Linked DNA regions of Homo sapiens: region 2 is linked to region 1. Evidence: chromatin loops called from intact Hi-C (ENCODE). Cell type or tissue: mammary epithelial cell. All regions are shown on one strand. Each heading gives the region's core, and the rest is flanking DNA. Links, peaks and the distances in the headings are about the cores only. Region 1 has its middle 25 kb from the start of LGR5. Region 2 overlaps ZFC3H1 (zinc finger C3H1-type containing).

Evidence for each region. A loop is a pair of places that touch in the nucleus more often than their neighbours do. Peaks named below come from ENCODE experiments on the same cell type or tissue, not always from the same donor. Only the 100,000 strongest peaks of a DNase experiment are listed, where the experiment ranks them.
Region 2: it touches region 1 in a loop (4-fold over the local background); 2 of 110 quality-filtered maps call a loop at or near these places.

The regions. Positions count from the first base shown.
Region 1 is chr12:71,409,294-71,420,934 of GRCh38, forward strand. No RefSeq gene overlaps it. Among named protein-coding and RNA genes, the nearest start is that of LGR5, 25 kb to the right of the region's middle. RefSeq lists a silencer at 6,447-6,496. In mammary epithelial cell, for the core only: a CTCF peak has its summit at 6,531 (motif pointing right); no DNase peak of the experiment used is centred there.
Region 2 is chr12:71,599,902-71,611,542 of GRCh38, forward strand. ZFC3H1 (zinc finger C3H1-type containing) reads right to left here. Exons shown (of 35, transcript NM_144982.5): 33 at 11,157-11,196; 34 at 10,794-10,856; 35 at 9,698-10,664. The coding sequence ends at 10,527. Among named protein-coding and RNA genes, the nearest start is that of ZFC3H1, 58 kb to the right of the region's middle. RefSeq lists a silencer at 1,494-1,694. In mammary epithelial cell, for the core only: no CTCF peak of the experiment used is centred there; no DNase peak of the experiment used is centred there.

The DNA.
Region 1 (11,641 bases), core at 2,298-10,297:
AAGCCTAGACAACATAGTGAAACCCCATTTCTAAAAAAGAGAGAGAGAGACAGAGAGAGATTTCACAGTGGTAATGGAGAATAGATAGATTGAGCAAAAACTTTGTTTTTTTGTTTTTTGTTTTTTTTTTTGAGACTGTCTCACTCTTGTCGCCCAGGCGGGAGTGCAGTGGTGCAATCTCGGCTCACTGCAAGCTCCGCCTCCCAGGTTCACTCCATTCTCCTGCCTCAGCCTCCCCAGTAGCTGGGAGTACAGGCACCCGCCACCACGCCCGGCTAATTTTTTGTGTGTTTTTAGCAGATACCGGGTTTCACCGTGTTAGCCAGGATGGTCTCGATCTCCTGACCTCGTGATCCGCCCGCCTCAGCCTCCCAAAGTGCTCGGATTACAGGTGTGAGCCACCGCGCCCAGCCAAGCAAAAACTTTTTAAAGCAAATGAGGAAATATGAAAATACATAAGTAATATAAAAGAATAAACGATAATATGTAGAGGGACAAGATGGCAGATAGAAAACAGGGTTAACGTGCAGCTCTCACTTGGACAAACAGAACAATGCATGGAGACTCACACCGTTAACTTTTGCTCCAAGAAGCACTGCAGGAATGAACCAGGAAAACCAAAATAGTTCACAGATGCATTGACAGAAGCAGCACACCACTGCGTATTCCATGAGACAGTTGAAAAACTGGCAAGTGCTGGTAACCATGGCTGGCAGACCTGAAGACCAGTCACATCACAGGACTCTTTGCAGATATTCCCCAGCACCAGCTCAGAGTCTGGTAGCCCCACTGGGTGACCAGATCCAGAAAAACAATAACAACCATTGTAGTTCAGCTCTCAGGAACCCCCATCCCTAGGGGAAGTGGAAGAGCATCATATCAAAGGATCAGCCCATGGGACAAAAGAATCTGAACAGCAGGCCTTGCATTCCAGACCTTTCCATTGAAATATTCTACCCAAATGAGAAGAAACCAAAATAGTAATTCTGGTAATATGACAAAACAGAGTTCTACAACACCCCAAAAAGATCACACTAGCTGCCCACCAATGGATCAAACCAAGAAGAAATCTCTGAATTCCCAGATAAAGAATTCAAAAGCTTGATTATTAAGCTACTCAAGGAGATACTAGAGAAAGGTGCAAACCAACTTGAAGAATTTTTTTAAATACAGGATGTGTATGAAAAATTATCCAGAGAAATAGATATCATAAAGAAACAACAATCACAACTTCTGGAAGTGAAAGACACACTTAGAGAAATATAAAATGCACTGGGAAGTTTCAACAATAGACTATAACAAGTAGAAGAGAAAACTGCAGAGCTCAAAGAAAAGGCTTTCAAATTAACCCAATCAGACAAAGACAAAGAAAAAAAATTAATGAGCAAAGCCTCCAAGAACTTTGAAATTATGTCCAACAGCCAAACCTAAGAATAATTGATGTTCCTGAGGAAAAAGAGAAATCTAAAACTTTGAAAAACTTATTTCAGCCAATAATTGAGTGAAACTTCCCTGGCCTTGCTAGAGATCTATACTTCCAAATACAAGAAGCTCAAAGAATACCTGGGAAATTTATTGCAAAAACATCATCACATAGGCACATAGTCATCAGGTTTTCTAAAGTCAACACAAAGGAAAGAAGTTTAAGAGCTGTGAGACAAAAGCATCAGATAACCTATAAAGAAAAACCTATCAGATTAACAGCAGATTTCTCAGCAGAAACTTTACAAGTCAGAAGGGATTGGGATTCCATGATTATCCTCCTGAAGCAAAACAATTGTCAGCCAAGAATTTTATATACAGCAAAACTAAGCTTCATAAATGAAAGAGAGATAAAGTCTTTTTCAGACACTGAATTTGCCACTACCAAGCCAACACTACAAGAAATGCTGTAAAACAATTCTCAATAGTGAAATGAAACTCTGAAGTACACCAAAGTAAAACCTCCTTAAAGCATAAATCTCACACGGCCCATAAAACAATACAATGAAAACACAATGAAAAAGAAAAACAAGGTATTAAGGCAACAACTAACATGATGAATAAAATAGTACCTCACATCTCAATACTAATCCTGAAGGTAAATGAATTAAATGCTCCAATTAAAAGATACAGAATGGCAGAATGAATAAAAATCCACCCACCAAGTATCTCCTGTCTTCAGGAGACTCACCTAACACATAAGGACTGTCATAAACTTAAGGTAAAGGGGTGGAAAAAGATATTCCACGCAAATAGAAACCAAAAGTGAGCAGGAGTAGTTACTCTTATATCAGACAAGACAGACTTTAAAGCAACAATAGTTAAAAAAAAAAAAAAAAGATCAAGAGGGACATTATTTAATGATAAAAGGATTAGTTCAACAGGAAAATGTCACAAACCTAAATATATATGCACCTACTACTGGAGCTCCCAATTTGATAAAAACAATTATGACTAAACCCAAGAAATAAGATAGACAGCAACACAATAATAGCGGGGACTTCAATACTCCACTGACAGTACTAGACAGGTAATCCAGACAGAAAGTCAACAAAGAAACAGTGGACTTAAACTATATCCTAGAACAAATAGACTTAACAGATATTTACAGAACATTCTACCCAACAACTGAAAAATATACATTCTTTCATCAGCACATGGAACATTCTCCAAGACAGACCATATGATAAGTCACAAAACAAGTCTCAATAAATTTAAGAAAATTAAAATTATATCAAGTATCCTCTCAGACCACAATGGAATAAAACTGGAAATTAATTCCAAATAGAACTCTCAAAATTATACAAATACATGGAAATTAAATAATCTGCTCTTGAGTGATCTTTGGGTCAACAATGAAATCAAGATGGAAATTTAAAAATTCTTTGAACTGAATGATAATAGTGACATAACTTATCAAAACCTCTGGGACACAGCAAAAGCAGCGCTAAGAAGAAAGTTCATAGCATTAAATGCCTACAACAAAAAGTCCAAAACGGCAGAAATAGGCAATCTAAAGTCACACCTCAAAGAACCAGATAAACAAAAAACAAAATAAACCCAAACCCAGCAGAAGAAAAAAAATAACAAAGGTCAGAGCAGAACTAAATGAAATTGACACAAAAAAAAAAAAAAACAAAAGAAAAATGAAACAAAAAACTGGTTCTTTGAAAACTTAAACAAAATTGATAGACCATTAGCGAGATTAAGAAGAGAGAAGATCCAAATAAGCTCAATTAGAAACAAAATAGGAGATATTACAATCAATACTCTAGAAATACAAAAGACCATTCAAGGCTACTATGAACACCTTTATGCACACAAACTAGATAACATACAGAAGATGGCTAAGTTATTGGAAATGCATCACCCTCCTAGATTAAATCAGGAAGAAACAGAAACTCTGAACATACAAATAACAAGTAGCAAGACTGAAACAGTAATATTTTTTTCTTTTTTTTTGAGACGGAGTCTTGCTCTGTCGCCCAGGCTGGAGTGCAGTGGCGTGATCTCAGTTTACTGTGAAACAGTAATTTTTTAAATTGCCAACAAAAAGAAAGTCCAGGACCAGATGGTTTCACAGCTGGACTGAAAACTGAACTAAACGGGGAAAAGTTGGAAGCATTGCCCCTGAGAACTGGAACAAGACAAGAATGACCCATTTTCACCACTTCTATTCAACATAGTACTGGAAGTCCTAGCCAGAGCAATGAGACAAGAAAAAGAAACAAAAGTCATCAAACTGGTAAAGAGGAAGTAAAACTGTCACTGTTCGCGGTTGTTATGATCATATACCAAGAAAACCCTAAAGGTCCATCCAAAAAGCTCCTAAATCTGATAAATAAATTCAGTAAAATTTCAGGATACAAAATCAATGTACACAAATCAGTAGCACTGCTATACACCAACAAGAACCAAGCTGAGAATCAAATCAAGAACTCAACTCCTTTTACAACACTTGCAAAAAAAAAATAAAATGCTTAGGAATATACAGAACCAGGTGAAAAATCTCTACAAGGAAAATTACAAAACACTGCTGAAAGATATCATCAATGACACAAACAAATGGAAATACATCCCATGCTCATAGATGGGTACAATCAATATTGTGAAAATGACCATACTGCCAAAAGCAATATATTGCTTTGATGATGCAAAGCATCATATTGCTTTTGGCAGTATGCTCAAAATTGCTGCAGATTCAATGCAATTCCCATCAAAGTACCATCATCATTCTTCACAGAACAAGAAAAAAAAACATAAAATTCATATAGAACCAAAAAAGAGCCTGCATGGCCAAAACAAGGCTAAGCAAAAAGAACAAATCTGGAGGCATCACATTACTCAACTTCAAACTATACTAAAAGGCTATCGTTGCCAAAACAGCATGGTACTGGTATAAAAATACACTTAGACCAATGGAACAGAATAGAGAACCCAGAAATAAAGCCAAATACTTAGGGCCAACTGATCTTCAACAAAGCAAACAAAACATAAAGTGGGGAAAGGACACCCTATTCAACAAACGCTGCTGGGATAACTGGCAAGCCACATGTAGAAGAATGAAATGGGATCCTCATCTCTCACCTTATATGAAACTCATCTCAAGGTGGATCAAAGACTTAAATCTAAGGCCCAAAACCATAAAAATTCTACAAGATAATGTTGGGAAAACTCTTCTAGACATCTGCTTAGGCAAAGAGTTTCTGACCAGGAACCCCAAAACAAATGCAACAAAAACAAAAATAAATAGACTTCTGCCCAGCAAAAGAAATAATCAGCAGAGTAAACAGCCCACAGAATGGGAGAAAATATTCACAAACTATGCGTCTGACAAAGGACTAATATCCAGAATCTATAAGGAGCTCAAATATGCAAGAAAAAAAAAACAAATAATCCCATCAAAAAGTGGGCAAAAAACATGAAAACATAATAGATATATAATCAACAGACATGAAAAATACTCAACATCATTAATTATTAGGGAAATGCAAATTGAAACCACGGTGAGATACCACCTTACTTCTGAGATAATGGCCATTACTTAAATACCAAAAAATAATAGATGTTGGCATGGATGTGGTGACACTTTTACATTGCTGGTGGGAATGTACACTAGAACAACCACTTTGGAAAACACTATGGAGATTCCTTAAAAAACTGAAAGTAGAACTACCGTTTGTTCCAGCAGTCCCAATACTGGGTATCTACCCAGAGAAAAAGAAGTCATTTCATGAAAAAGACACTTGCATGCTTATAGCAGTATAATTCACAATTGCTAAAATATGGAATCAGCCTAAATGCCCATCAATCAATGAGTGAATGAAGAAAATGTGGTATATATACACCATGGAATAAAAAGGAATGAAATAATGGCATTCACAGCAATGAATGGAGTTGGAGACCATTAGTCTAAGTGCAGTAGCTCAGGGATGGAAAACCAAATATCATATGTTTTCACTTATAAGTTGGAGCTAAGCTGTGAGGACACAAAGGCATAGGAATGACATAATTTGGAAACTCGGAGGAAACAGTGGGAGGGGTGAGGGATAAAAGACTACACATTGGGTACAGTGTACACTGCTCAGGTGACGGGTGCACCGAAATCTCAGAAATTACCACTAAAGAACTTATCCATGTAACCAAAAATCACCTGTTCCCCAAAAACTATTGAAATAAAATTTAAAAATTTTTAAAAGAATAAATGACAAAAGACACATTAAATTTAAGCTGTCTTTCTCTTAGGCGCTACTTTGTAAACCTATCCAAAAGAGCATGTGTGAGAATGTAATATAGTATAACCACTTTAGAAAAAAATTGGCAGTTCCTCTAAATGTTCAGTGTAGATATGACCCAGCAATTGCATTCCTAGGTATCTGTCTACTCAAGATAATTGAAACATATGTCTACCTAAAAACTTAAACACTAATGTTTATAGCAGCATTATTCATAATAGCCTAAAAGCAGAAACCTCATTGCCCATCAAATAATGAATAGATTAACAAAATGTGGTATGTCCATATAATTGAATACTATTTGTCAATAAAAACTAATGAAATACTGATCCACAACACGAATAAACCTTAGAAACAGTATGCTAAGTGAAATAGGCAGACACAAATAAACATACATTGTATGAACCCATTTATCAAATGAGTCCAAATTAGTTAAGTCTATGGAGACAGAAAGTAATTTAGTGGTTTCCAGGAGCTAGTGGCAGAGGAGGTAGGGTAAAAGAAAGAGAGCTGTAGCCAATGGATAGAAGATTTCTTTTGGGGCGATGAAAAATGTTCTAAAATTAGATTATGGTGATGGTTGTGCAACTCTGTAAACACAGTAAAAACTAATTGTACACTTTAAACAAGTGAATCTTATTGTATATAAAGTATATATCAATAAGACTGTTAAAAATTGCTTTAAAAACAGCATGTTTGCTTCCTACCTTGACCAAGAGGAGACTAGCAACAACAGCAAAGGTGTTTCATCCCTATCTTTAGCAACATTTGCACTTTTCGTCAGCCCTCTGCTAAACGCATCATTCACTACCAGCAGAGGGAGCTAAAATGATAGTGTTAACCAATCTCTGCTCCCAATCACGCATCCTGTGAAGACAGTAAAAGACTATTTTCAAATTTAAAGAAAATTAGGGACAGTTGAGTTTGTCCCTACTTATTTCTACTTATCAAAAGGATTGAAAAGTTGATGTGACTATTCGTCTCTTTAAAACAAGTTCATATTGATCTACTTATACATCACAGCTTCTTGATTGCACAATATTCTCCATAAGAATATCTAGATATAATGTGATAGAATTCGACATTTGACCAAATCCTTTTGTTCTCTTTCCTTATCACTTGCTTTTTAGACAGTCAATAAAATGCAGCAAAACAAAAAATTTACATCCTCCCATGAAACCTAATCATTACATACATGCATCTCCCAGCTTTACCCCTGCTCCAGGATCAACCAATTTGTAATGTCATTACAGTGCTTAGGATATTACTGCAAAATAAACATTGGCTATTTTTGTTATATCCCAGGTTGATAAAACAGCTTATGAAAGGGCATTCATTTATTCTAGAAATGTTATTGAATGTCTTTTATGTTACCAGGCAGTGGTGAAAAAAAGCAGATATAGAAAGTGCCCTTGTGTGACTTACATTTATATGGGGAGGGGTCTTGATATAGAATAAACATACGAATAAAATGGAACACCAAATTGTAATAAACACTTTGAAGGAAAGGCAGAAAATAATTAGAGAAATTATAACAGGGGCTGGGGGGACCTAATTTAGATTGGGTGGTCAGGGAAGGTCTTTGAGGAGGAAGCACTTACCCCTAAGAATGGAGAAGATAATATTCTAGGCAGGGGAAATAGTATTCCGTGAGCCTTGAGGAAGGAAAAGACTAAAGGAACTTCAAGAAAGCCTGGGGCCTGTGATGAAAAATGGTACTGGCTGAGGTTGAAGAGTAGGGAGAGGGCCAGACCAGGTCAGACCCTGTAGGCCATGTTAAGGGATTGATATTCTATATTAAATGTAATGTGGAGCCACTGAAGAATTTTGAACCCATACGTGGGTTATCATTGTTGCATGTCTAATAAACCATTCTGGCCCTAGAGTAGAAGCTTGATCAAAGAGGCTCAAAAGTAAATGTGAAAAGGGCATGCTAATGTAAGGAAATCAACAATTTTTTGTGAATTGAATGTGAGATTCAGGAGGGTTGGGAAATTGTGGAAGTCATTCTAGAAAATCAATGACACAGTCCCCAGCCTATTTCAGGGCAGGCTCCAGAATTCATGGCACAGTCTGTGTTCATTCCATTTCCCTGCTAACACCACTCCTAGCTACATCCTCAAAAAAGGATCAGCAACTATGAAGAGCATAGCCAAGCAACAGTAATTCTGCTTTTCCCTCTCTCAGGTTATGTAGAATCAATCCTAAAAAAGAAAAATAATAACAAACTACTCGCATGCTTCCCTGAGAAAACACGCCTAATTTAAAAATATATACGTGCTTTCCTAAAACTGTGGGCCCCTGTTGCTCCAGCTGTTAGAGTTACAATGGTGCATCAAATGAGGGTAATCAATTTAACACAGATGAGTAAAGATATAATATTTCAAGCTGAGCATTGGAATTAACTAAATTTACATGCATGTTGTAGTGGAAAAAGCAGGGAATGTAATTTCAGAGGACATGGGGTCAATCCTTACTCAACCACTTACAAGCTCTGTGACTTCAGGCAATTTACTCAACTTCTTTAAACCTCCAGGTCCCTGTGTGTAAAATGTAGATAATAATAATGTCCACCACACAGAAAGGTTATGAACATGAAATGAGTATGTTAAATGTTCAATGGCTTTTCGATGTAATTATTTTAAGAATATACTTCCAAAAATGTAATCAAGTTCCTCAAAATAAATTTCTATTAAAAATAGAAATCATTCTAGAAAATAGCATTTTCCTTAATAACATTTAACTTGATTGAACATATTAATCTAATTTAATAAATTGAAATATGTTAGGTAGTTCTCTGCATCAAAAAAGTACCATACAAACAACTATAAAGGAACTAGTTATAACTTTTCATTATTGTAGAAGTGCTAGATATCAGGAAAATAAAGGGACATGAAATAAATGGAATGTAAAAAATACCACCTTAGGTTCTAAAGAATGAGACTACTTATTTCCAAAGGCATATCAATATACCCTGGAAACAAAATAATCATTCAGTGTAAAAGCATTATGAAAATATTTCCAGTATCTCAGTTCCATCACTTACTCATTATGTGACTTTACACACTTAAAAGTCTATAAACGTCAACTTCCTCATTTATGAAATGGAGATAATTGAACCTAATTCATAGGTTGATTGTGAAAAGTCAAATAAAATTGTACTTGTAAAGCACTTTAACACAGTCCCTGACACAAGTAGGTACTGAATAAATGTCAGTTGTCATTGATATTATTGTTGTTGTCTCAATATCTGAAAGTATGTTCTAGGTTTTTTGCTTAGAGAATATTTTGGGGTGTTTATTTCAGATATTTTCAAATAGAATAAGTGAATTCATTCCAAGTAGACCCAGTCTCCATCACAATTAACCAAGTGTAGTGGCATGCACCTGTAGTCCCAGATACGTGGGAGGCTGAGTGGGAGGATCTCTTGAGCCCAGAAGGTTGAGGTTGCAGTGAGCCACGATCATGCCACTGCACTCCAGTCTGGGTGACAGAGCAAGACCTTGTCTCAAAAAAAAAAATTACTCTTTCTAAGGGTTATTAAAGACCTCCACAATGCTAAACCTTATAGACGTTCTCCCTCTTCATTTTAAATTAATTATGAGTATAGTTTACTATTGATCACTCCTTGTCGCTTGAGATAGTTTCTTTCATAGCTACCAGACACTGCTGTCTTCTAATTTTCCTCTACTCTTACTGGCCACTTCTCCCTAATCTTTGCTGGTAATGATTCTGTGCATCAGCCTCTGCAGTTGACCTTTTATAGGCTAGCTTTCAGAGCACTTCAGGTTCAGTACCTGGACCTCTTCCCTATTCTACCTCTACCCATCCCATTAGTGATCTCAACAAGTATTGTGGCTTTTAATACTATGTACATTCTGACAATTACCAAATTTTAATATCCATCCTAGAGTCCTCCTCTGAACACCAGACATATATATTCAATTACATATTGTTTGCATTCAGACATAATATACTCTCTAAATTAACACATTCAATTCCTGCCTCCTTTTCTTTTCTTCCAAACTTTTTCTTCCCACAGTCTTCCACATCTCAGTTAACGACAGCTTCATCCTTCCTGTTGATCACAACAAAAACCTTGAATTCTTCCTTGATTATTCCCTCCCTGTCACAAACTTCAAATCCAATTCATCAGCAAATTCTGTCCAATCTATTTTCAGGACATATCCCAAATCCAGCCCCTAATCCAGCCGCTGGTTTCACTTCCACCGTTATCACCCTAGTTCAAGCCACCACCTGGACTAAGATATCCTTGCCTTTTCCTCCACCCCTCTTCATAACTCATCTCTTCCCCACCCAACAGACAAAAACATTCCTTTAAGTATAAATTAGATTGCATCACTCTTCTGCTCAAACCCTCCAGTGACTCTCCATCACACTCAAAGTGAAATCCAAAGTCCTTGCAATAGCCAGTCAGAGACCATCCTGAAGTCCTCCTTCCTTTTCAGTGCACTCCAGCCACACTGGCCTCCAACTGCCCATCAGACATGACAGCCTGCTCCAGCCAGCTCAGGGTCTTTCTATTTGCTGTTTCTTCTGTCTGGAAAGCTCCTCCCCATGGATGCCTGCACAGCCCACTCTCTGATTTTCTTTAGGTCTTTTATCTGACATCACATCTTAGTGAGCCCTCCCCTGGCCATTCTACTTAAAACAGAAATTCACCCTCCCTGACCTCACACTTCTTACCTTCCCATCACTGCTTTTTTTAATTACCACCTGACATTCTATATATTTTAGATTTTAGAATATGTTATATTTTATTAATTTTATTCTATTTATTGTCTGCCTCTCTAGAATGTAAACTTACTCTAGAATGTAAAGGGCAGGGATTTTTATTTGTTTTTGTTTGCTTGCTATTCCTCCAGAACCAAGAGGATCTTGCCATAGCAGGCACTCAATAACTACTTGTTGAATAAGTGGCAATGACGAAGGAAAGCCAAAAATAGATGTTAATTGACCTCCTAAACATTGTTAAAGCCTTAAGCCTTCTGGCACTTAAGTAGTTCAATTTTAAACTTAAACAATATTTTAATGTGCCTGTGAAACAAAATCTAGTATAGCACACATAATAGTTGGTCCCAAGCCAGGTGCAGTGGCACCCACCTGTAGTCCCAGCTACTCAGAAGGCTGAGGTGGATCGCTTGAGCCGAGGAGTTTGAGTCCAGCCTGAGAAACATAGTGAGACCCAGTCTCTAAAAATTTTTTTAACAAAAATACTGGCCCAGATCCCATACTTGCTAAAGGTAAGCCAGGCACAGAGCAGTGAGAGGTGTGTGGGCAAGCGAACACAGGGTCTGGCCACTGCACACAGCCAGTCACACTGGCTGTTGCAGTGGGGCGGGCAGCTCCAGGCACCAGCACAGGTGCTGGCTCTGTGCAAGGCTGTGGCTGGAAGAGATGTACTGCACACATCCACTGCAGTCACTCGTGTCTGGATGGGTGGAACACCATGGCACCCAGAAGCTTGGAGATGCCAGGAACTGCAGAGCCCCAAAGAGGGTGTCACAGCTCTGGCTCAGGGAGCCCCTAGGTCTGGGTTCCCCAAAAGGCCATAGTTCTTCTGTTTTTCTCATCACCCACAATATGGCAAGAGGCATGTGGGGGTGTTTTTCAGGCCTGTTGTGTTATAGCTATTTCAGTCCTGTCATTCAGTAGGTCCTGAGTTCTTGTCCCATGTCCAGAAAGAACAAGGTACACAGACAACTGGAGGGCAAGGAAGGCAGAGAGGAGCATCACTGAGCAATGGAACAGCTCTCAGGACACCCACAGTGGGTAGCTCCTTTCCATAGGCAAGTCATCTTGACATCTATTCAAGTCTAGCTGAGTCTAGGGTTTTTATGGGCTCAGAAGGGAGGAAGTACATGCTGATTGGTCCATGGGTGGCCATGAGCAGGCCCAGAAGA
Region 2 (11,641 bases), core at 2,066-10,065, 190 kb after region 1:
TTTCCAGGATTAGGTTATCAGACCAAAACTTCTGTTTTTTTCTCTCTCTCTCTTAGCCCACTAAGTCTGAGGGAAGCTAGTTGTCCTGCCATGAAACCACTCAAGCAGCCTAGGGAGACATTTATACGGTGACATCTATATGGTGACAAACTGAGGCCTGAAAACAACTGTATGAGCAAGCTTGGAAATAGATCCTTCAGCCCCAGTGGAGCCTCAGATGACTGACTGAAGCCCCAGCCTATAGCTTGATTCAACTTCATAAGTGACCCTTAGCCAAATCACGCAGCTAAGCACCAACACTGTGATATGTGTTTGTTACTTTAGGTTGGTAAGTTTTGGGATAGTTATGCAGCAATAGATAACTAATACAATCTTCCTGTGAGTAAGCAAGGAGTTATAGTTCACTTAAATTTCAAGAGCACTTCAATATTTAAAACTTGGGAAGCCAGAAGTATTCCTTAGCATCAGTTTTGGAGTAAAGAGCATTGGTAAGGATGAAATTTAGTGGTTAGTTTTGTGTTTCTGAAACCTGGCAGGCACACACCGCATAATGGAACAGTAAGCCTAAAGAAAACTATGTAACTTGTTGCTACTGTATCACAGACATTAAGACAGATGTCCCAGTGATTTGGGACCACATTTCTTTATTCTTTTGTATTTTAAACAATGGAAATCCATGCATTTCTCTCTGGCCTGGAGCAGTGCTTCTCAAATTTTAATGTGCATGAGATCACCTTGGGATCTTATTAAAATGCAGATTCTGATTCAGTGGGTCTGGGTAGGGCCTGAGACTCTGCATTTCTAACAAGCTTCCAGATGACCCTGATGCTGTAGATCCAGAACCACACTGAGCGGCAAAGGCTTAGATCACTATAATCTTTTTAGCACATTCCCTACACCAGGGAAGCTCCAACTGAAAAAGCCGTATTTTCTTTTCATCTCTCTGCAAGTGCCATCCCATCCATCAATACTAGTTTCCAAACCTTTATTGTAACTTTCTTTTGCCAAATAAAGGTTCAAACTCAATTATTCCACTTTTTGTCTCTACTTGTTCTTCTTCCTCTAGTGAAGTTTTAACAAGCAATGAGACCCCACCACTAATAAGTCGTTTTTTTCCTTTTTTTTATTTTTTGACAGAGTCTTGCTCTGTCACTCAGGCTGGACTGTAGTGTCACAATCTCGGCTCACTTCAATTTCCGCCTCCTGGGTTCAAGCAATTCTCCCACCTCACCCTCCTGAGTAGGTGGGACTACAGGCGCAAGCTGCCATGCCCGGCTAATTTTTGTATTTTTAGTAGAGACAAGTTATGCAGCAATAGATAACTAATACGATCTTCCTGTGAGTAAGCAAGGAGTTACAGTTCACCATGTTGGTCAGGCTGGTCTCGAACTCCTGATCTCAAGTGATCTGCCCACCTCAGCCTCCCAAAGTGCTGAGATTTACAGGCATGAGTCACTGCACCTGTCCATCCTTTTCTTATTATTATGAAACACTACCCTAACCCACATTTCCAAGCTTTCTATCCTCAAATAGCTTCTACTATCTCACATCTCTTATGGCTAAGCCCTTTACTAGTATGCTCTTATTTTATCCTGACAACTCCAAGTGAAATAAGCACTAGTAGTAATCCCATCTTAAAAATGAAGAAATGTTGACTTAAGAGTTAAGTGAACTTTCTGCTGATTATACAGCCAAGTTTTCTATCCAAGGAAAATCCAAAAAGAATTTAAGCACTATGGCTATATTTATTTCCCTCCTGAAACTTCTCAGCCCTACCCCCTACCTATCTAAACATGCAATTCTCTTGCTTTCATACCTCTCAACTTAGATCACAATTCATACAATTGTAAGAACTCATACCATCTTTTGTCCTCATTGTCCAATGACTTAATCAGTGATGTTACATTCTGCAGGCATACACCCACAAATGTGTAAATTTAGTGTTTTCAGAGGACAAGAACCTATACTGAGTCTCAGAAGCTCAATTTTTAGTTTTTAAATTTTTCTTAGAGACAAAGTCTCATGTTACCCAGGCTAGAGTTTGGTGGCTATTTACAGATGTGATCATGGCACACTGCCTCCTTGAACTGGGCTCAAGTGATCCTCCCACCTTAGCCTCCCGAGTAGCTGGGACTACAGGTGTGAGATGCTGTGCAGAGCCAGGTCAGTTTTTCAAATGGGCAGAAGAGGTAGTCAGTAAGAATGAAAAAGTTTGAATGCCTGAAGAATTCATGGTTATCTGATTTCAGACACAACGAATCCTGCTATTACCAAGAATATGTCTTTCCTCACCTCTTGGCTCTGCTTTCCTCTTGGGCCTCACTTCCAGTGGGCTCTTAACAGTGCTGTGTCAAGGCAACTACCCCACTGTTCCAGGCTTACATTCCCCTAACTTAGTGTAGCTGTGTAACAAAAAGAAAGCGCCTCTTTCTCAATAATTCCCTCAAAGTTCTCAGGATTGCTTCTCAGTGGACCAATTTTACTCTAGGGGATTTTTAGGTTGCAAATTAAGGGCATGCACTTGGAAGTCAACTTCCTGGGTTTGTCATTTACTATCTTTGTGACCCGGCTAAGTTAATTTCTCATGACTCAGTTTACATTTGTAAAATGAAGATTACAGCAATATCTCATAGGGTTGTTGTGAAAATTTAAATAAATATTCCTTGAGCACTTACAATGGTGTGACAGACTAACATCTCAACAAAGTGTTAGTTGTTATTAAATGACCATTTATTAAGTTTCCAGACCAGCTAGGTCTGGGAAATGTGCTTTCAGCTTCCCTATTCCAAACTCAAGATTATAGAGTAGAATTAGAGAACTAGAAGAGATTTTAGAGGTTCACTATTTAAAACTTTTTTAGACCTCTAAACAAGCTAGGTTGAAGCCACTAACTTCACTTTATAGTCTGTTTACTCCACTTGATGGTAGTGTGGCAGATATTTAGTTGTTCCTCAGATACGTATTCCCTTTCATACTTGAATTTATGTAGTCCACATAGCTACTCGAAATAAAGACTACATTTCCCAGCCTCCCTGCAGTGGCCATGTGTCTATGTTCTGAACAATCGGACAAAAGCAAATGTGGCATGTTCAGCTTCTGAGTCCTCCTAAGAAGCGAGGCGGGTCATGCTTCCCTTCATTTTTCCTTCCTGCTAAATACAATGTGAACAAAAAAGCTTGGGTGTGGAGCAGCCATCTAGAATCATCAGGACCACCAGCCCACGTGGTGCTGTTGTGCAATTTAGAAAAACACCAACCCTCCCCATAGAACTTGGATTCTTAATGGTCCCTTTGTGTGAATTTTAAAAAGGCCACCCTTCCTCCATGCCGACTCAACGAGTGCCTTCGGGTGCTTGATGAGTTGATCATGGGATTAATTTCATCCCCTGCTATTTCAGTCTTTTGGCCATGTATCCTTGTACAGGACATGACTTAACACAACCATAGGTAGCACCCCTTTTGGGAAAGGAGGTCACACAGGACAAACAGATAGGTGTCTAGGTCTCTGTTACAGCGGAGTATCATACAGTCAGCCCTGGTCCACCCTACTTAAACTTTTAAGCCACTGCTATTTTCATCTGTCAATCCTAATATAGAAAGGGTCATTCACACTGAATTGCAAGCCTTGGATTTTACAACTGGCTATTTTGACTCACATCCTTTCCTCCCCACCCCCAAATTAGATATTACTTTTATTTAGAACAGCATTAATCACCAAGTGAACACTACCAATGGACCCCTTGTTCTGCATTCTGTGATTTTTCACCACTGGGCCACAGCTTCAGCCAAATTTGGTCTAACTGTGATAAAATTGTGGTTTAAAAAATCCAGCAATTCTTTTCTCTTAAAAGTATGTTCCTGGAGGATTATCTTATATGCAAACTCTATGCAAGTCCTCTTGCCTGGTTAGGTCATTTTATGACTGCTGCCTACAAAATAAGTAAACTTAATTGGTCAATATTCTCATGTCCTGTTATAGGCAACTCCAAAAAAGTGTGGAAAGTGGCTTGGATTATCAAGATACTCTCTACACTTAAATTCTGAGTACTGAACTAAGGGGTAGTTTTTATCCTCTATTTCACCACAAAGGGAATCCAGCCAACATGCTGAGAATCCTCAGAACTGAAAACAGAAGCAGACTAAATTTTGATTCCTTTTGACTTTAAAACCTAAAGACCATGTTTTTAAAGAGATGAGGTCTCTCCATATTGCCCAGGATGGTCTCAAACTCTTAAACTTGAGATCCTCCTAACTTGGCCTCCCAAAGTCCTAGGATTATAGGCATGAGCCACCACGCCTGTCTCAAGACCATCTCTTAACTGATATTTTTATCTGTTATTTTGGTAATGCCAGGAATGAGCCACTGAATTTAGACAGCAACTTTTTTTTTTTTTTTTTAATAATGACATGGTCTCGCTATGTTGCCCAGGCTGCTCTCAAGCAATCCTCCTGTCTTGGCCTCCCAAAGTGCAGGTATTACAGGCCTGAGCCACGGTACCTGGCCTAGACTACAATTTTCTGTTGTCTCTCTTACAAACAGCAACTAATTCATGCTTGAGCATTGGTAGAGTTATATGCTCTTCATCAAGTGACAGCAATGAAATTCTGTCCAGGGCTGGGCATAGTGCCTCACATCTGTAATCCCAATACTTTGGGAGGCCTACGCAGGTAGACTGCTTGAGGTCAGGAGTTCAAGACCAGCCTAGCCAATATAGTGAAACCCTGTCTCTACAAAAAAAAAAAAAAAAGCCAAGCACGATACTGTGTGCCTGTGATCCCAGCTACTCATGAGGCTGAGGTGGGAGGATCACTTGAGCCCAGGAGGTCGGGGCTGCAGTGAGCAATGACTGCACCATTGCACTCCAACCTGGGTAAGAGACCCTGTCTCAAAACAAAAAAACAAAAACAAAAAAAAAGAAAAGAAATTAGGTCCAGAGGAAGCAAACTATTATTTTGTAGCATCTCTGCTTTCAAAATTTTGGAACACGATTCCAAACTCAAAATACTTTTTTTTTTTTTTAAGGGTAATTCCTATTATTTGATCTCAACACCCCTGAGGTAAGTACACATATTTCCCCATTTTGATGCAGAAAAAGAGACGGGGGCAGTGAAATGGCCTGTCACAATTACATAGCTAGTTTATGGTAGAGCTGAATCTAATACCCAGATCTTTTAAATACACGCTTTTTCATCACTCACATTGGTTCACACTTCTCAATTTCCTGAAACTATTTCTTTGTAGCTCCATTTCAACCAGTATGAAATGCCAAATCTATCTCCTGGCAATCTCATAAATTTCACTGTATGATGTGCCAAGTTAAGTGTTTGTTTTGGCCTTGGCAGCAGATGCCCTGATTATGTCCACTAATGCAAACAGCTCACCAGTCTATCACTCTTCCTAATTGATTCAGCTCCTTTACACCGTTGGCTATCATTCTCTTTCATATGGCTTACTTTCGCTAGGTAAGAACTTTTCCAAGATTTAAGCTGCTTGATCAACCAAACATTATAAACCTACCTTTGATTTCAGCAGACTTGATAATCAGTCTTGAGGCTTTCAGATTCCCAAAAGGCAAATGTATATACTTTTTAAGAAAGGCTATGCAAATAGTTTTCATGTTTTATTTAAAATTTTACTTAATTCATAGAAGATGGCCCTTGAAAAGTCATATTTGTTTATAGATTGGATAGTCTTCAAAATTTATTAGTCTTGCATAAAATCGTCATGTTATTCTATGGTAATTGAAATACAATTAACTCACATATTCTTAACATTCTATTCACTGTTTTGTATTGTTTTGTTCTTAAACTGGAGGGAAAATTCAGATCCATGACAGCACCCACCACTTAAGAGTCATATTGGCTTCAGATATTCTGGAACCTCTGTATTCTTGATCAAACTAGGAAGCACACATTCCTCTAAGCTTAAAACTTTTTTGTTATTGTTGTTACTCAACAGAGTCATTTTATTCCTGGCTTTAATTAGCTTTACATTGGTTGCAAACATCTCTGGTATTGGGTCAAATAGAAAAATCACTTTAAAGCAGTGAAGACACTTTGGGCCATCTTTGTTTTTGAGACGGAGTCTCGCTCTGTCACCCAGGCTGGAGTGCAGTGGCACTATCTCAGCTCACTGCAAGGTCCCCCTCCCGGGTTCACGCCATTCTCCTGCCTCAGCCTCCTGAGCAGCTGGGACTAGAGGCGCCCACCACCACGCCCAGCTAATTTTTTGTATTTTTAGTAGAGATGGGGTTTCACCGTGTTAGCCAGGATGGTCTCGATCTCCTGACCTCATGATCCACCCGCCTCGGCCTCCCAAAGTGCTGGGATTACAGGTGTGAGCCACAGCCCCTGGCCCACTTTGGGCCATCTTTGGGTAGTTCTGTGTAAACAGAAAAATAACCATGACTCTTAAAATATAATGGATCAACACCATAGGAAAGGTTAAAAAAAATTAATGGAAAACCATGTAGACTGGAATTGAAATAGTGCTCTGCAAGTTGTAGATAATAAATGTTGAAAGTAACATTTTATTCATGCATTACCCAAGAAGTTAGAGAGAGAGAGGGAAAAAAGGAAAAGCTAGTAGCAGCAGCTGCAATTACAATCAGACTTTGGATATCAAGGCATTTAAACTGGGTCTTCTAATAGGATTACTCCTAGTCAGTCATGCTCATGTGGATTTTGAAGCACAGGGTGCCCCCAAAGGCACTCTCTTCTGAACAGTTAGGCTGCTCTGTAGTTTTACACATCTGTTACCATGTTTAATGAATTTTCAGTTGTGAATGAATTTGGAAAGTTAAAGCTTTTCAGAACGTTTTTTAAAAATGCACAGGATTCCAAATGTACAGATAGAAGTGACACAATTTTTGAAAATATTATTGAGCTCAACTTTTCCTCCATTTTATCCCTTAGCCCAATGATTCACTTCCATTCAGGGAGCCTTTCCCAACTTCTAACTCAAGTTAGGATAGATACCCTTTGAAGATGCTTCCTTGGCATACGTTCCTTTTCTGTTAGAATGTAAAAGGGGATCCCTTTACTCTTCTCTGTATTGAGATTGCCTAGCACAGAGCTCAAATGGATTCTGAAATGAAAAAATGCCTGATTCTCTTCATGAGGCCTCTGAAAAACATGTTGTGGGGTCCCTCTTGTGAAGGTCACCAAATGAGAAGTGGAGACAAACTCCATATCCATTTTACCATTTGTGGAAGACAGGGGCAAGTTTCCATTATCTACCTCAAAGATATCAGAAAAAATTGAAAAATCTTTTCACATTTATCATAATCTAAATCAAGTAGTACTGAAAAAGTAGTGAGGAAGGTTATGTGAATGATGGTGGAAGATGGGAATGAGGACAGGATGGAACAGCACGTAGAAAGATGGAACACCTGTAGAAAGAGAGCATTCTGATGGCATATGGAATAAACCCCTCTATCCCCCAAAAAGATGAAAGAAAGAAAAAGCTCTTTTTCAGCTTGACTCTAACACCTGCATTAAGAAGCATCACAGCTTGGAAAGACACAGTCCTAATTTTGAACAAAAAAGAAACAATATCAGAAATGTTAATCAGAACTTGCCTTTTCTTGACCAGCTCTTGTTCAAAATGTTCTGTATAATAATTACTGTTAATATGCACTGAAGGGCAATGATACACCTGCAGGCATAATCCTCAAACCTGAAAGGTCATTAAAATTGTATTTCCCCATTCTTCCCTCACATTAATGTTAACATAGACATGAAAGCAGACTTGAGGAAATTACGACTTATCTGTGAACACATGACAGCTTTAACCAAGAATATTGGCCCTGCTTTGTATTCTAGCCACATGTTCCTACTTTTTCAACAACCTTGAAAAATAAATATTTGAACTACAATCTTCAATAAAGTCCCTCTACATTTGTTGTCAGTCTTAATCACTTTTTTCTTGTCTGCTTAGTGCCTTTAGCTCTTAGATGTTGCACCTGGAGATTCTTGCTTACTTTATGATGTAGGTTTATACACCCTTTAATTGAAAGCAAACCGCCTTAGATAATAGAGTGAAAAACAATGTTACAAGGTCCACTTTCCGTTAAAAGGCAAATAGAAATATTAGGCTGTTCTCTAAAATGAACAAAAACACATAAAAATACATCATAATCTACCACTCCATTTCCTTTATCAGAGATAAAATCCCACAGCCTAAAAAGGCCTCTTTTGTGTGCATGTTTTGTCCCCCAGCAGGGGTGGCGAATACAAGGGACTGCAGTTCTCAATGACTAGTCTTTTCTCTGTCCAAAAGAAAGACTTTAGTCACACAGTATGTGAAATCTTTTTATATTCATGTTTCTACAATAACCATAAAAACTTTAACCCAAATTTGTTTAATACTTTAATTATCATGTACTGAAAGTACTTCATTAAAAAAAAAAAAGTAAAACTGACAATGGAAGGATGACAGGAACATATACCTCACCCTTAAGCAGTGTGTGTGATTTTTTTTTACATGAAGGTTAAAGTTGAGTTTATAAACTGACAGGAAAAGATATCAGAATTTATCTTTAAGGCAATATCATTTGTATAAGGTACCTTTAAATAGCAATATGACAATGGATCAAAGAGGAAACAGGGCCTATTCCTACATGACTGTGCGGAACATGTGAATGGCCATCCCTAGAGTTGTTAGTGTACAGCCTCCATGGACGGACCCTGTGACTGCATGCACTGAGTGGAGTTCTACATACACCAATGCAAAGAACTCATTAAAAAAAAGACAGAGACAAAATAGTTACTGCTGATGGAAATATTAATGCAACAAAAGTTCAGGCTTAGCATTGTCTCCTAAAAACTTCTGAGACATTTCAGTTAACATAAAAACTGTTACACTATGTATGGAGGCACACACTGGAAATATTTTACTAAGTACCCAACAACTGTTTTCAAAAAATCAGAGGAGGAAAAGCTTTCAAAGTTATATAAAGTTAAATGCATACAGTGAGTAGATATCTATTCCTCTGGGATTACTATCTTCCACCCACATTTTTTTTGGTTTTAGGGAAAAACCAGTAAGCCTCCAGCTTTCTTTTTGATTAAATGAAAGACACTAGACAAATGGATTCCATTCTTGGCCCCATCAAACAGCACTTACTAGCCAAATCGCCCTGTCTGGTAGGTACAGAATAGGGACTCAAAATATGGTTCTATTTCTAGTGAGCATTATACAAATGTAAACATGTACAAGTTTCCTAGTATTTCATGGGGTTGCTGCTCTGCCTCTAACAGTTCAAGCACATGTAGTTCTAAGATCAGATTTGTGCCAGTGTGCGTTGTGTCATTAACATTTTTCCTGCCAAGGTTAAAACAACCAAATATAAACTGAAAACAAAATAAAAAGCAAGGTCTCCTTTGCATTCAATCACACTGATATTCAACATAAGATGGCATGTCACTAGGCAAATCATTCAAACTACGGTTGGGAGGCACTTTCTAAACACTGAGAATTTGAGAACAAGGAATTTAATGGTAGTGCAAACCTCTCTGTTCACTGTCCTCACAACAGTATCCATCTTCTCATGAATTAAAAAGTCATTAATTTTTTTTTTTTTAATGGGAAAGCAGTTTCAAGATAAAAAAGTATTGCTATAAGTTATGGTGAATATCCGTATCTCCGACTTCAACCCTTTCCCACCAGTGTGAAAAGTGAATAAAGACAGCAAGAGTTTTTAGAAAGTTAACTTATATTAAAAAAGTATATAAACAATTTCAATACTACAAAGTAGTATTTCAATACAAAGCAGTTCAAATATTAACTGTTCTTTAAACTGTTAAACTTTATTATAAATTAAAATTTCTTTACAAAAAAATTGCACATAATATTTGACCACTCTTAGGTTCTGATGCACTGGCATTTGCAATAGTTTCTTTAATCTTCAAGTTAAACAGTCTCGGCAAGGAGTCCAGAACGTAGAAAGGGTAATAAACAACCCTGATAGAGCATTCAAGTGCAACTAGCAGACTTGTGGCCATGGCAGTTACACTTTCCTTAAGATGGACTGCTATAGTTTTAAATCCTGAAATGAAGAATCTCAAAAAAATTTAAAAAGGAAAAACTAAAAGGGACTGCCTGCTTTTTTTACTGTAAACACAGCCCTGGATATTAAATCCCAAACAGGAATCTCTCAGGCATCAGAGAGTGTCAAGTGAGTCAGGAATAACACAAAATAAAGGAATGGGGGAGAAAATAAAAAAAAACAAAGCAAAATTAAAATAAATGTCAGTCACTTTGAGGAACTATACTTACGTATATGATGTTATGAGAATCTGGCAGGGCCTAGAAGCAGGCCAAACAGGAAGTTCATTTATCCAACCGAAGAGGATCATGTTCATTGCTTCCGGTTTTGAGGACAGGATATTGTAGGGAACTTGATATGATCAATAACGCTTGTCTGCCTTACACAGACCTTAGCCAGGGATCAGCCTAATCTTGAAGAATCATTCAAATAATTTTGGCAATTATTATAAGGACTTAGAACTGACTGCACCCAGTGTTCAGTGATTCTTGCTTTCTGTTTTGTTACTGTTTAAATTTAAGAGCTCATTTAGGCTGACTCCAATCTCTTGGCACTTGGAAACTAGTTTTCTCAGGTTATCAGTTTTACCTCCTTCTGATGCTTCAAACAAGAGTTGCTGTAAAAGACAGGGAAGCATAGAAGTAAGACTTAGCTAGAGTTTGAGCATTACCACATCAATGGATATGGCACATGCAGAAAATTTACAGGAAAACATCGAGATAAAATAAAAGATAAAAAGCATTACATCTTTCCACAGTGATGCACAAAGAGGTAACTTCTGTAAGGCTCTCTGATATAAACGGTGGACCTGTAAGATAGATATACACACAATTCCATCAGAAAATATAATGAAAAACACCTTCATAATTCCATCTGTTTAAAGAATGGTAATTCACAATAACATCTGAGACAAAATGGTTATGCTGAGTTTTGGAGTTTCCGAATATTTGGTACTCTTAAAATGTTAACTACTTTTGTTTCCCCACTTGGTTCTTAGTGTGCATGAAATGTTAACTTCTGTGCTTTAATTCTTTTAAATTGAGAAGTCAACAAAAGAGACAGAAAAACTTTTTAAAAGTGACCCATCTGAGATTCAACCATGGCTTACCTCTCTTTGTCCCTTTAGAACAATCTCAGCAGCAATGGCTCTAAGAGAAAAAAAAAAAAAAAGAAATATAGAAAAAGGAAAAGAAAAATTTATATATCTTTGAACAAAATGAAACACCACCACTGGCAGAATACTGACTGTGGGAATCTGAGTACAAAACTTCCTGAAAGTTAACAGGCTAAACTTCCAAGGAGGAAAACCTATAGTGAAAAGAAAAATTCAACAATTTTTATCAACTTTACAAGAAAAAAGCAGACCAGTGTTTTGAACATAAATAACGTTCACAGGAGAAAAAAAAAACAACAACAACAACAAAAAAAAAACACCTCATAATTACTAGTCAAAAATACCTAGCACTAACACCTTTAAAAGAAAGAAGAAATCAGACTACAACAGGTGACACACCACCATTTCAAGAGGTGGTCTTAAAATGTCTGTAGCAGATTTGTTTGATAACAGTACTGTCACCTAAATGTTGTCCTTCA